Linked DNA regions of Homo sapiens: region 2 is linked to region 1. A link is a loop called in an ENCODE intact Hi-C map of the cell type or tissue named here. Cell type or tissue: GM12878. All regions are shown on one strand. Links, peaks and the distances in the headings refer to the core of each region. The heading gives the core; the rest is flanking DNA. Region 1 overlaps KIF6 (kinesin family member 6). Region 2 overlaps KIF6 (kinesin family member 6).

The links. Hi-C counts contacts between places; a loop is a spot of excess contacts. Peaks named below come from ENCODE experiments on the same cell type or tissue, not always from the same donor. Only the 100,000 strongest peaks of a DNase experiment are listed, where the experiment ranks them.
Region 2: a loop joins it to region 1, with 3 times the contacts of the local background. A loop is called at or near these places in 1 of 110 quality-filtered maps.

What each region holds. Positions count from the first base shown.
Region 1 is chr6:39,527,628-39,533,015 of GRCh38, reverse strand. All of the region lies in intron 13 of KIF6 (kinesin family member 6), which reads left to right. Among named protein-coding and RNA genes, the nearest start is that of KIF6, 200 kb to the left of the region's middle. RefSeq lists enhancers at 2,230-2,309, 2,330-2,389, 2,500-2,639. In GM12878, for the core only: no CTCF peak of the experiment used is centred there; a DNase peak (open chromatin) is centred at 2,385; H3K4me3 peaks cover 312 bases; H3K27ac peaks cover 661 bases.
Region 2 is chr6:39,643,664-39,649,051 of GRCh38, reverse strand. All of the region lies in intron 3 of KIF6 (kinesin family member 6), which reads left to right. Among named protein-coding and RNA genes, the nearest start is that of KIF6, 79 kb to the left of the region's middle. In GM12878, for the core only: no CTCF peak of the experiment used is centred there; a DNase peak (open chromatin) is centred at 2,096.

The DNA.
Region 1 (5,388 bases), core at 208-5,207:
TTTCCAGCTTTTGAAAGGTGTGTCAGTCCTGCTACTACAGACTGTGCTGGGAGCCCAAGTTCATTCGCGTGTGTTTCTGTTAGGCCAGCAGAGCATGATGTGCACTCAGGTGACTGATGCCTTTCCCTTAAACACATTGAGGAACCAGATCTATGGAATGTCCTAGAACAAATGGGTAAAGCCCTTCCCTTTTTGGCAACCTAAGATGAAATGTTTTGTATAAACATGTGTTGGAATGGACTACCTGACATGCATGGTTTTCTGAAGGATTCAGCCTGGAAATAATTAAGCAGTATGGTGCTCATTAAGAAGCATATATTTTAGTTAAGACAAGATTGAGAAGCATGGAAATACATTTTGTGACATTACAATTCTTTATCTCTTAATTCCATTTCTCCTTGCTTTGAATATTTTTTCAGCAACATGGTAGAATGAACTCAAAATCCCAGGAAACCAAACTTGCTGTTTTTACCACTTATTGTGATGGCAGTAGACAATGAAGATCAATAATTCCTCCCTGTGATAGTTTTCTATACATCTTTGCTGGTTGGGAAAAGGGGGCCATCTGGATTGCTGAATTCATTAATTTATTCATTCATTTATTCATTCCTCTTTCATTCAACAAATAATTTATAGAGCACATCCTTTGTTCTAGGCATAGTGCTAATTAGTATTACTATGGCCACAGCTTACACAGTCCTTATATACATCAGGTACTATTCTAGTTCTCTGCCTGGATTAACTCATTTAATCTTTATCCTATAAGTTCTTGTTTTATTCCATATTACAGAATAAAATATACATGGACAAATACAGCCTCTGACCTCAGAGTATGTACAGATTGACAGGGAAGACAGCCACTGAACAATCGATTACAGAAGTACACGTCTGTATTACTGAGAAAGCACATACCAGGAAGCCAACCTCCGGTTAAGACCAGGAAAATCCCAAAAGCGGGGGTGAAGGTAGAAATGTGGCTAGAAGGAATATTACAAGCAGAGAGAATCAATGGCATGAATAGCTTTCCAGGCCTTTGTGGTGGAAGGAGCATTTTAGGAAGTACAAAAGCCAGGTGTGGTTAGGATCTGGGGAGTGAAAGGCTGGGACGACAGGTTGATTGACATGGGAAGAAGGGATTGACAGAGGACACTAAGACTGCATGACAAGTTAGGAGGCCATAGCAGAAGTCCAGGCCAAAGGACAGGGATGATGAGAGAGAGGCAGGGGCATCAGAAGCATTTATGAGGTCGAGTGGACAGGGATCTGGGGCAGATTGGATGCTGGGGGTAAGGGTGAGGATTGGCCCCCTGGTGTCTGGGTGGCTGGTGAGGCTTTTCATGGAGACAAGAACCGTGAGTGCCTTCCCTGGCCCCACAATTTCCCCAATTGACATTGTTGGCTATAGAGAGCATGGGATTGGCATCTCTGCTGAAATAAAATCGGTACTCATGTTAGAACCTCATGGCTTATGATAGAGGAGGAGCTCTGTTTACTGGCCTTTTCCAAAGGCACACACTATTGTACCCATGCAGAAATGGCCTCAGATATCACTGCCCAGCCCCTTGTTGTGTGCCAGGCCTTTTCTATTTCTATGTCTTCTTGCCCACACCATCTCCCTTCTCATAATTCTTCTTCCCCACAGCATCTTATAATCACTCTCCTTCCTTATAATTATAGTCAAGAGTTTCAGTAACTCTTTTCCTCCCTTGATATTGCTATTGAGACAGACTAGAGTTTTGTTTGGAGAATGAATAAAGTTTACTTGAATAGAAAATCATTGAAAAAAGAATGGAAATTTTTTGTAAGGTCCAAATACAAATGAGGTTAAAGTTTTGAAGAAGAGACTTCTATCTGAAAGGGTTTTTGAGTTGTTTTCACTGTTATTGGATATAGTTCTACCAATAACTTTAAGCAGAGGTAGGCTCACAAATGGAATGATAATGATCTCACCATTTGGGGGAGGGATTGATTGGGGATTGATGTGTTTTTTTTTGGCAAAACTACAAATAGGATGAAAATTGTTGTGGATGAATCAAGGCGGCAAAGCAACAGGTAATGGGATAGTTCATTACAATATTTAAGATTCTAGGAGCTGATCAGGCTTTTATTATTCCATTATTTTATATACAAGAGGCTTGTATAAACTAAACCAAATACAAAAAAATTAATAAGTATGTTGTTTTGAAAGAATTTCTGCCTTATGTCAGTGTTAACAGTTTCTATTAACTGTCCCTAGGGCTGCTTCTAATGCAGAAAGTAAGTAAATCTGACCATCTCTGAAACTGCTGTGAAACTGTCTCCCCTTTGACAACCCTCTCTCATTTCCCATTCACCTCCACTTTACCAATTTATGCTGAAAATAACTCCCTTCAGATTAGAAAATGAAACCGAATTCATGGTTCCCTAGAGAGCCCTGCAGAGTCATTGCGCAAGCAGCCTGACATGGCCAAGGAAGGTTAGGGGCTTTGGGGCTTTTTGTTGTTGTTTTGGAGTTTAAATGTCTGTTTTGGTTTCATTGAAATAATGAGAGAGATTGTTCCGCTCCGTAGTTTGGAAAGAGTTGTATTGTTCACTTTAAAATAGGAGGCATTTTAAGGTTGGAGTTTTTTAAAAATTTCTTTCTGTTTTAGTTTTCTGACTGCCTATTCTAAATAGTCACCTGGAACCAGTCAGTGTTCTGAGAGCCCTGATGACTCACCACCTCCTTTAACTCTTTGAGATACCAACAGAACCCACTCATCACAGATGATGCCATTGGCATTTTAAAAGGTGAAATGAAAGCCAAAGCTGTAGCCTGGAGGCTCCAGACCCTTATCTCCTCCTCAATGAGAATTTGTTGAGTCCCTGCTGTGTATATAGAAAGGCCCAGGGTACCAGGGTACATGCTGTAGGCAATGCCAAGGTGAACGGAGAATGGGTCTCTGGTTTGGGGAGCTTACATTTAAACAGTGGAGGCTGGCTTTGTACCCAAAGAGCAGAGACTGAAATAACAAGTGCTCTAAGCAGGAATTGGAAGAAATACTCTGTGAATTCAAAGGAGAAGGAGAGGATTTAATAAGTAGGTTGAGAAAAGCATTACAGAGCAGGTGACATGAAAGTTAAATCTCAAAGGATGGGCAGAATTTGGACATTCAAAGATGGAAGAAAGAACATCTCAGTCTTAAAGAATAATGTGAACATTTATATGTCTTCTTAAGAGGAATGTCTATCAGGTCACCCTTTTTTTTTTGAGACGGAGTCTCGCTCTGTCGCCCAGGCTGGAGTGCAGTGGCATGATCTTGGCTCACTGCAAGCTCCGCCTCCTGGGTTCATGCCATTCTCCTGCCTCACCCTCCCAAGTAGCTGGGACTACAGGCGCCCACCACCACGCCTGGCTAATTTTTTGTATTTTTTAGTAGAGACGGGGTTTCACTGTGTTAACCAGAATAGTCTCAATCTCTTGACCTTGTGATCTGCCCACCTTGGCCTCCTAAAGTGCTGGGATTACAGGCATGAGCCACTGCGCCTGGCCAGGTCACCCATTTTTAAATTGAATTATTGGTTTTCTTTCTGTAGAGTTATTGGATTTTCTTATAAATATCTTATCTATTTCAGATATGAATCCCTGATCAGCTGTATGGCTTACAATATTTTCTCCCAATTCATAGGTTGCCTCTGCTCTCTGTTGTTTACATTGTTCTGCAGAAGCTTTTTATTTTTATGTAACCCCATTTGTCTAATTTTGCCTTTGTTGCCTACACTTTCTGGGTCAAATCTAAAAAATTATTGCCCAGATCAGTGTCATGTAGTTTTTTCCCCCATCTTTTCTTCTAGTAATTTTTCAGTTTCAGATAAGTTTAACTCTTTAGTCCATTTTGAGTTGATTTCTGAATATGGTGTGAGATAAGCATCCGGTTTTGTTCTTCTGCATATAAATAGTTGTCCCAACACCACTTATTGAAGAGTCTCTTTTTCTCCTTGTGTATTCTTGGCATCTTTGTCAAAAATCAGTTGAGTCTACATGTGTGGTTCATTTCTGAGCTCTCTATTCTGTTCCATTGGTCGATGAGTCTATTTGTATGCTAGGACCATGCTGTTTGTTCTTTTTACTCATGATAGCTTTGGATATTCAGGGGTTTTTGTGGTTCCATATGAAATTTAGAATTTGTTTTTTCTATTGCAATGAAAAATGATTTTGGAATTCTGATAGGGAATACATTGAATCTATAGATCACTTTAGTAACATGGACATTTTAACAATATTAATTCTTCCAGTCTATGAACAGATACATGAAAAAATGTTCAATATCACCAATCATTAGTGAAATGCAAATTAAAAACTGCAATAAGATACCAAGTCACACCTGTCAGAATAGCTATTATCAAAAAGACAAGAGATGACAAGTGTTGGGGAGGATGTGGAGAAAAGGGAACCCTTGTACACTGTTGGTGGGAATGTAAATTAATACAGCCATTGTGGAAAACTATATGGAGGTTCCTAGAAAAACTAGAAATAGAATTACTATATGATCCAGTAATGCCACTTCTGGATTTGAAATCAATATGTATCCAAAAGATTTGAAATCAAGATGTCAAAGACATGTCTGCATTCCCATGTTCACTTCACCATTATTTACAGTAGCCAAGTGATGGAGTTAACCTAAATGTCCATCAACAGATGAATGGATAAAGAAAATGTGGTACAGATACACAATGCGATACTGTTCAACCTTTAAAAGGAAAGACTTTTTGCCATTTGTGACAACATAGATGGAACTGGGGATCATTATACTAATTGAAATAAGCCAGGCACAGAGAGACAATACCACATGTTCTCACTTATACATGGAATCTAAAACAATCGAACTCAAAGAAGCAGAGAGTAGAATGGTGGTTACCAAAAGCTGGGAGGAGGGGATAGGGAGATGATGGTCAAAGGGTACAAAGCCTCAACTAGATGGGAGAAGTGTTGTCTTTTACTTTGAGATATATTGTACTGCATAATGAATATAATAAATAATGTACATTTCAAAATTGCTGACAGAGTAAATTTCAAATATTCTGACCACAAAGAAATGATAAGTATTTGAAGTGATGGATATGTTAGTGTTATTTAATTATTCCACATTGAATTCATAAATCATGACATCACTTTGTACCTCATAAATATATACAATGATAATTTGTCCATTTACAACTAAAAATACAAGTTAAAAAAAGAATAATATGAGCAAAGTCTTGGGAGCAGGGACACAAGGAAACCCGTGTAGAGTTGGCAGGGATATTTGTTTAGCCAGAGCTTTGGAGGTGTGCAGGAAATCAGAAGAAATAAGGCTAGAAAAATAAGTGAGAAATTGCTAGAATGGTTGCCTTAGGGAGAGGGAGTAAAGGAATAGATGGGAACTTCTT
Region 2 (5,388 bases), core at 198-5,197, 120 kb before region 1:
AGCTAGGACTCCAGGAGCACACCACACACCCAACTAATTTTTTTTTTTTTTTTTGGCAGAGACAGGGTCTTGCTATGTTGACCAGGCTGGTCTCAAACTCCTGGGCTGAAGCAATCCATCTGCCTCCTGTGCTAGGATTACAGGCATAAGCCACTGCCCTGGGCCAAAACATGCTTTTAGAAAGGACAGTATCTAAACTAGGGGAACTAAACTCACATGCCTTTACGCAGGACTTCTATATTGTACACCTCCAGGGGACATGCTTCACAGTGGCCTACACAAATGGCTAGGCACTGCACAAAGGTGAGGGGGCACCGGCATTCGCATGGACTGCACTGTGATTATGCAGTGATGCAGCCCTGCTTTCAAGTCTAGGCAAGTAACATACCTTTAGGAAGCAGTTGATCCTAAGATGTTAGGGAATGTTGGGGACCACAGCAAACTGAAGAACATGTCTCGCAAAAAGGCATTCAAATTTAGTTAAGTTTAAGCATTCCTGTAGGCAAGTTTTACTGCCAGCTTGAGATCCTTGCTGTAAATCAAGGACTAAGAGGTGTCTTTCAGATCACTCTGGAAACTTTGCAATAATTATGATTCTCTTGGTTGCATGTAACTGAATTCCAACTCAAAGCAGAGAGGATTTCTTGTCTCACATAACTGGTTTAGCTCAAAGAAGAACTGAAGGGAGTGATATAAAAATCAAGGCCCTTGGCTGGACATGGTGGCTCATGCCTATAATCCCAACACTTTGGGAGGCCAAGGTGGGTGGATCACCTGAGGTCAGGAGTTCGAGACCAGCCTGGCCAACATGGTGAGGCACCCCCCCCCGCCCGCCCCCCGTCTCTACTAAAAATACAAAAATTAGCCAGGCATGGTGGCAGTTGCCTGTAGTCCCAGCTACTCGGGAGGCTGAGGCAGGAGAATCGCTTGAACCCGGGAGGCAGAGTTTGCAGTGAGCCAAGATCATGCCACTGCACTCCAGCCTGGTGGACAGAGTAAGACTCTGTCTCAAAAAAAAAAAAAAGAAAGTTAAAAAACATTAGCTGGGCTTGGTGGCTCATGCCTGTAATCCCAGCACTTTGAGAGGTTGAGGTGGGTGGATCACCTGAGTTCAGGAGTTCAAGACCAGCCTGGCCAACATGGTGAAACCCCGTCTCTACAAAAATACCAAAATTAGCTGGGCATAATGGCGGGTGCCTGTAATCCCAGCTACCCAGGGAACTGAGGCAGGAGAATCACTTGAACTGAACCCGGGAGGCGGAGGTTGCAGTGAGCTGAGATCGCACCATTGCACTCCAGCCTGGGTGACAGAGGGAGACTCTGTCTCAAAAAAAAAAAAAAAAAATCAGGGCCTTCACTGTTTGACCTAGGTTCCTGACATAGCCATAATCCTTCACCCATCTGAACTTTACTTGGCCCTGCTTCCTTGTGCTGAAGGGCAGGGGATACGGCCTCTAGTAGGGACCCCAGTAAAAATAAAACTTATTTTCTTCTCAAAATCTATACAGGAGACACAAAGGCACTCTTTTTTGCTCGGCTTGAGTCATGTCACCAGCTTCTTGTAATGATATAATAGCTGTTACAGGTGGGACAGTGGTTGGAGGAACCAAGATGGGATCAAGTGGTATGACTGGCCAGGCCTGAGTCATGGGGTCCATACACCTGCCTGCCCCTCTTGAGCTTGTAGAAGGAGACTGGGAGCCTATTACCATAAGAGGGACTAAGAAAGCTTGCTAGGCAGAAAAACAGACCTCTCAAAGTCTACTATTCTCTTAAATTCCCCAGAAGTGTCGGCCTCCTCACATTTTTTTCTCCCTTCTTTGCAGCACAGGAAATGCCCCGTGATCAAAATCTTGCTGGAAATTTTACAAGTTCCATGTTCATTTGGCTTAACCAATGAGAAGATTATTTTTATATATGGCAAAACTGAATTGTGTTAATTGTGCTAATTATGAATTGCTATTGTTTTTGGTTGAAATCTCTAAAATTTAAGCTACTGAATTTATGCACTGTGAGATATTCTGAAAGTGAAACAGTTAGGAGTCATTTACCGTATTTCTCTATAAAAGATCCAGTTGCCCCTTGGGACTGCTTATGAGGGATTGAGAGACTTTATTCTAGAAAGAGGGTTACAGTAGACAGAAGTTAACTGCTCTGGGGATTTCAAAATAACTGAGTTTCACTTACTCGGGATCTCAGAACTGTGTGAAAGGCAAGTATGGATAAGGCGGAACTGTGTATTTAAAATAGGGGAGCTTAATTTTCATTTGTTCCAAATTAGTTGTGTTGATTTATGCAAAGATGTTTTGTCAGATTAAACATGTATATAGCGTATTTCTATTAGCTTAAAAAATTTGTCCTTAGTACCAATTGTTTGGTTTGTGTTTTCTGAGTGAACTAGTACGTTTTGCTTCTAGCAACTGTTTTTAAATACATATAAAATGTATTTGCCTTTGATTTTTAATTTTTCTAAAGCTAAACTGTTAAACTTAACTATTAAACTAAGACTAAACTTTTAAGGTGCTGCTTCACCTGCCCCTCCCCTCTCAAAAATGAAATCAGCCCTGCCCAGTTCTCTAAGTCCAACCTGGTCCTGTCTAAGCATACTTTGTGTAACTGTTTTTCAGAAATACCTTGGAGGGAATTCTTTGGGTGGACAAAATGTAGTTAGAAGACCTCTGCTGACATCAATTATAAAATCCATGATCCTATTACTATATTTTGTTTCTTTTTTTTTCAACTATGCTGTCTCTTTGAGGGACTATAATTCATGTCTTGTTTTTTGGTTTAGTGAACTAAATTATTACTACAATAATGATTTGTTGTTGATTACTTTCATTTAGACATTGTATCTTGAGATTCTTTTTTTTTACCTCTCTGAGGCTCCATTTTCTCATCTTTATTTATTTATTTTATATATATATATATTTTTCTTATACGTTAAGTTCTAGGGTACATGTGCACAACATGCAGGTTTGTTACATATGTATACATGTGCCATGTTGGTGTGCTGCACCCATTAACTCATCATTTACATTAGGTATATCTCCTAATGCTATCCCTCCCCCCTGCCCCCACCCAACAACAGGCCCCGGTGTGTGATGTTCCCCACCCTGTGTCCAAGTGTTCTCATTGTTCAATTCCCACCTATGAGTGAGGACATGTGGTGTTTGGTTTTTTGTCCTTGCGATAGTTTGCTGAGAATGATGGTTTCCAGCTTCATCCGTGTCCCTACAAAGGACATGAACTCATCATTTTTTATGGCCGCATAGTATTCCATGGTATATATGTGCCACATTTTCTTAATCCAGGAGCTGGTACCATTCCTTCTGAAACTATTCCAATCAATAGAAAAAGAGGGAATCCTCCCTAACTCATTTTATGAGGCCAGCATCATCCTGATACCAAAGCCTGGCAGAGACACAACAAAAAAAGAGAATTTTAGACCAATATCCCTGATGAACATCGATGCAAAAATCCTCAATAAAATACTGGCAAACCGAATCCAGCAGCACATCAAAAAGCTTATCCACCATGATCAAGTTGGCTTCATCCCTGGAATGCAAGGCTGTATCTTGAGGTTCTTAAAGCCTTTGCATCCGGAGGTAAACAAAATGAAGTCTCACTTTGTGCAGATCCTCCAGACAATCTTCTACTTGGAGCCTAGTTAAACAAAGAGTAATACAAATGGAAAAACTAAACTTTAAAATGACTTGTATTTTTTTCTAGCATGTAAATGTGTTGTGTCTGGAGTGACACTTCAGTTTATAATCTCCAAAAGGGTTGAGGCTTTATTTTTGTTTAATTCATGCAAATATTAAAAGATAAGAAATGACAAACTACCTTAGCTTCCTAATTTAAACTTCTAGGAAAAGTGCATTTTGCAAAAGGAAGGAGAGAATTTCTACAATGGAAATTTCCTCTGATCATCAAACTCTGGGTTTATAAAGGGTTGATTTATTTACATATTAGGACTGTCTCTAGCTGAGATGAATTAAGCAGCAGCCTGCATTGTTGATTTTAGGAAGTTCAGAAATACTTCTGAACAAAAATGTTTATCTCACTCTTCATTGCTGAAATGTATCATTAGCTTTTCATTCCTTTTATTAATTACCCTTCTCTCTGTCTTTAAAAAATACTACTGAAAAGATAGTATACACATCTGGTTATTAGCAAGTGAGTATAGACTCTTCTTTACTATTTTATTGTTACAACAGCTTTGTTGAGATGTAATTCAAATACTAAAACATTTACTCTTTAAAGCATGCAATTTAGTTGTTTTTAGTACAAATGTGCCACCATCAATCACCATTATTTAATTTTGAAACCTTTTCATTACCGCCAAAAAGAAGCTCTGTACCATAGCCATTAGCAGTCACTCTCCATTTTCCCTTCCTTCTAGCCCCTGTCTAACACTAACCTACTTTCTATCTCTATGGAATTTTCTTATCCTGAACATTTTCTAGAAATAGAATCACAATATATCATCTTTTTTGACTGGCTTTTTAAAATTTAATGTGTTTTCAAGTTTTATCCTTATTGTAGCATGTATCTGTACTGCCTTCTCCTTGCCAAATAATATCCCATGGAATGGATACAGTACATCTTGTTTATCCACTCATCAGCTGACGGTCACTTTGTGTTGTTTCCACTTTTTGGCTAAATAATGAATAATGCTGTTGTGAACATTCACTACAAATTTTTGTGTGGACACATGTTTTTAATACTGCTGTGTATACACCTAGCCGGGTCATATGGCAATACTAGGTTTACATTTTGAGGAACTGTTAAGACCTCAAAATGTACCATTTTACATTTCCAGCAACAATGTATGAAGGTTCCAATTTGTCCACATTGTCACCAGCACTTCTCATTGTCTCTTTTTTTTTTTGTTTTAGCCATACTAGTGGGTGTGAAATTGCATCTTATTGTGATTTTGACTTGCATTTCCCTAATGACCAATTATGTTGAGCATCTTTTTATATGTTATTGGCCATTTGCATTTCTTTTTAGAGAAATGTCTATTCGAATCTGTTGCCCGCTTTTTAATTAGATTGTTTGTCTTCTTATTATTGAGTTGTAAGATTTCTTTGTATGTTATGGATTATGGATATGATGACAAGTCCCTTGCCAGATAGATATGATTTGCATACATTATCTCCATTGTGTTGTCTTTTCACTTACTTGATTGTGTCTTTTGAAACACAAAATTTTTAATTTTGATGAAGTGCAGCTTATTTTTTTCCTTTGGCTCTTTGTGCTTTTGATGTCATATCTAAAAAACATTGCCTAATTTAGCTCATGAAGATTTACTCCTAAGTTTTCTTGCAAGATTTTCTTTTAAGTTTTATCTCTTACATTAGGTCTGTGATTCGTTTTGAGTTAATT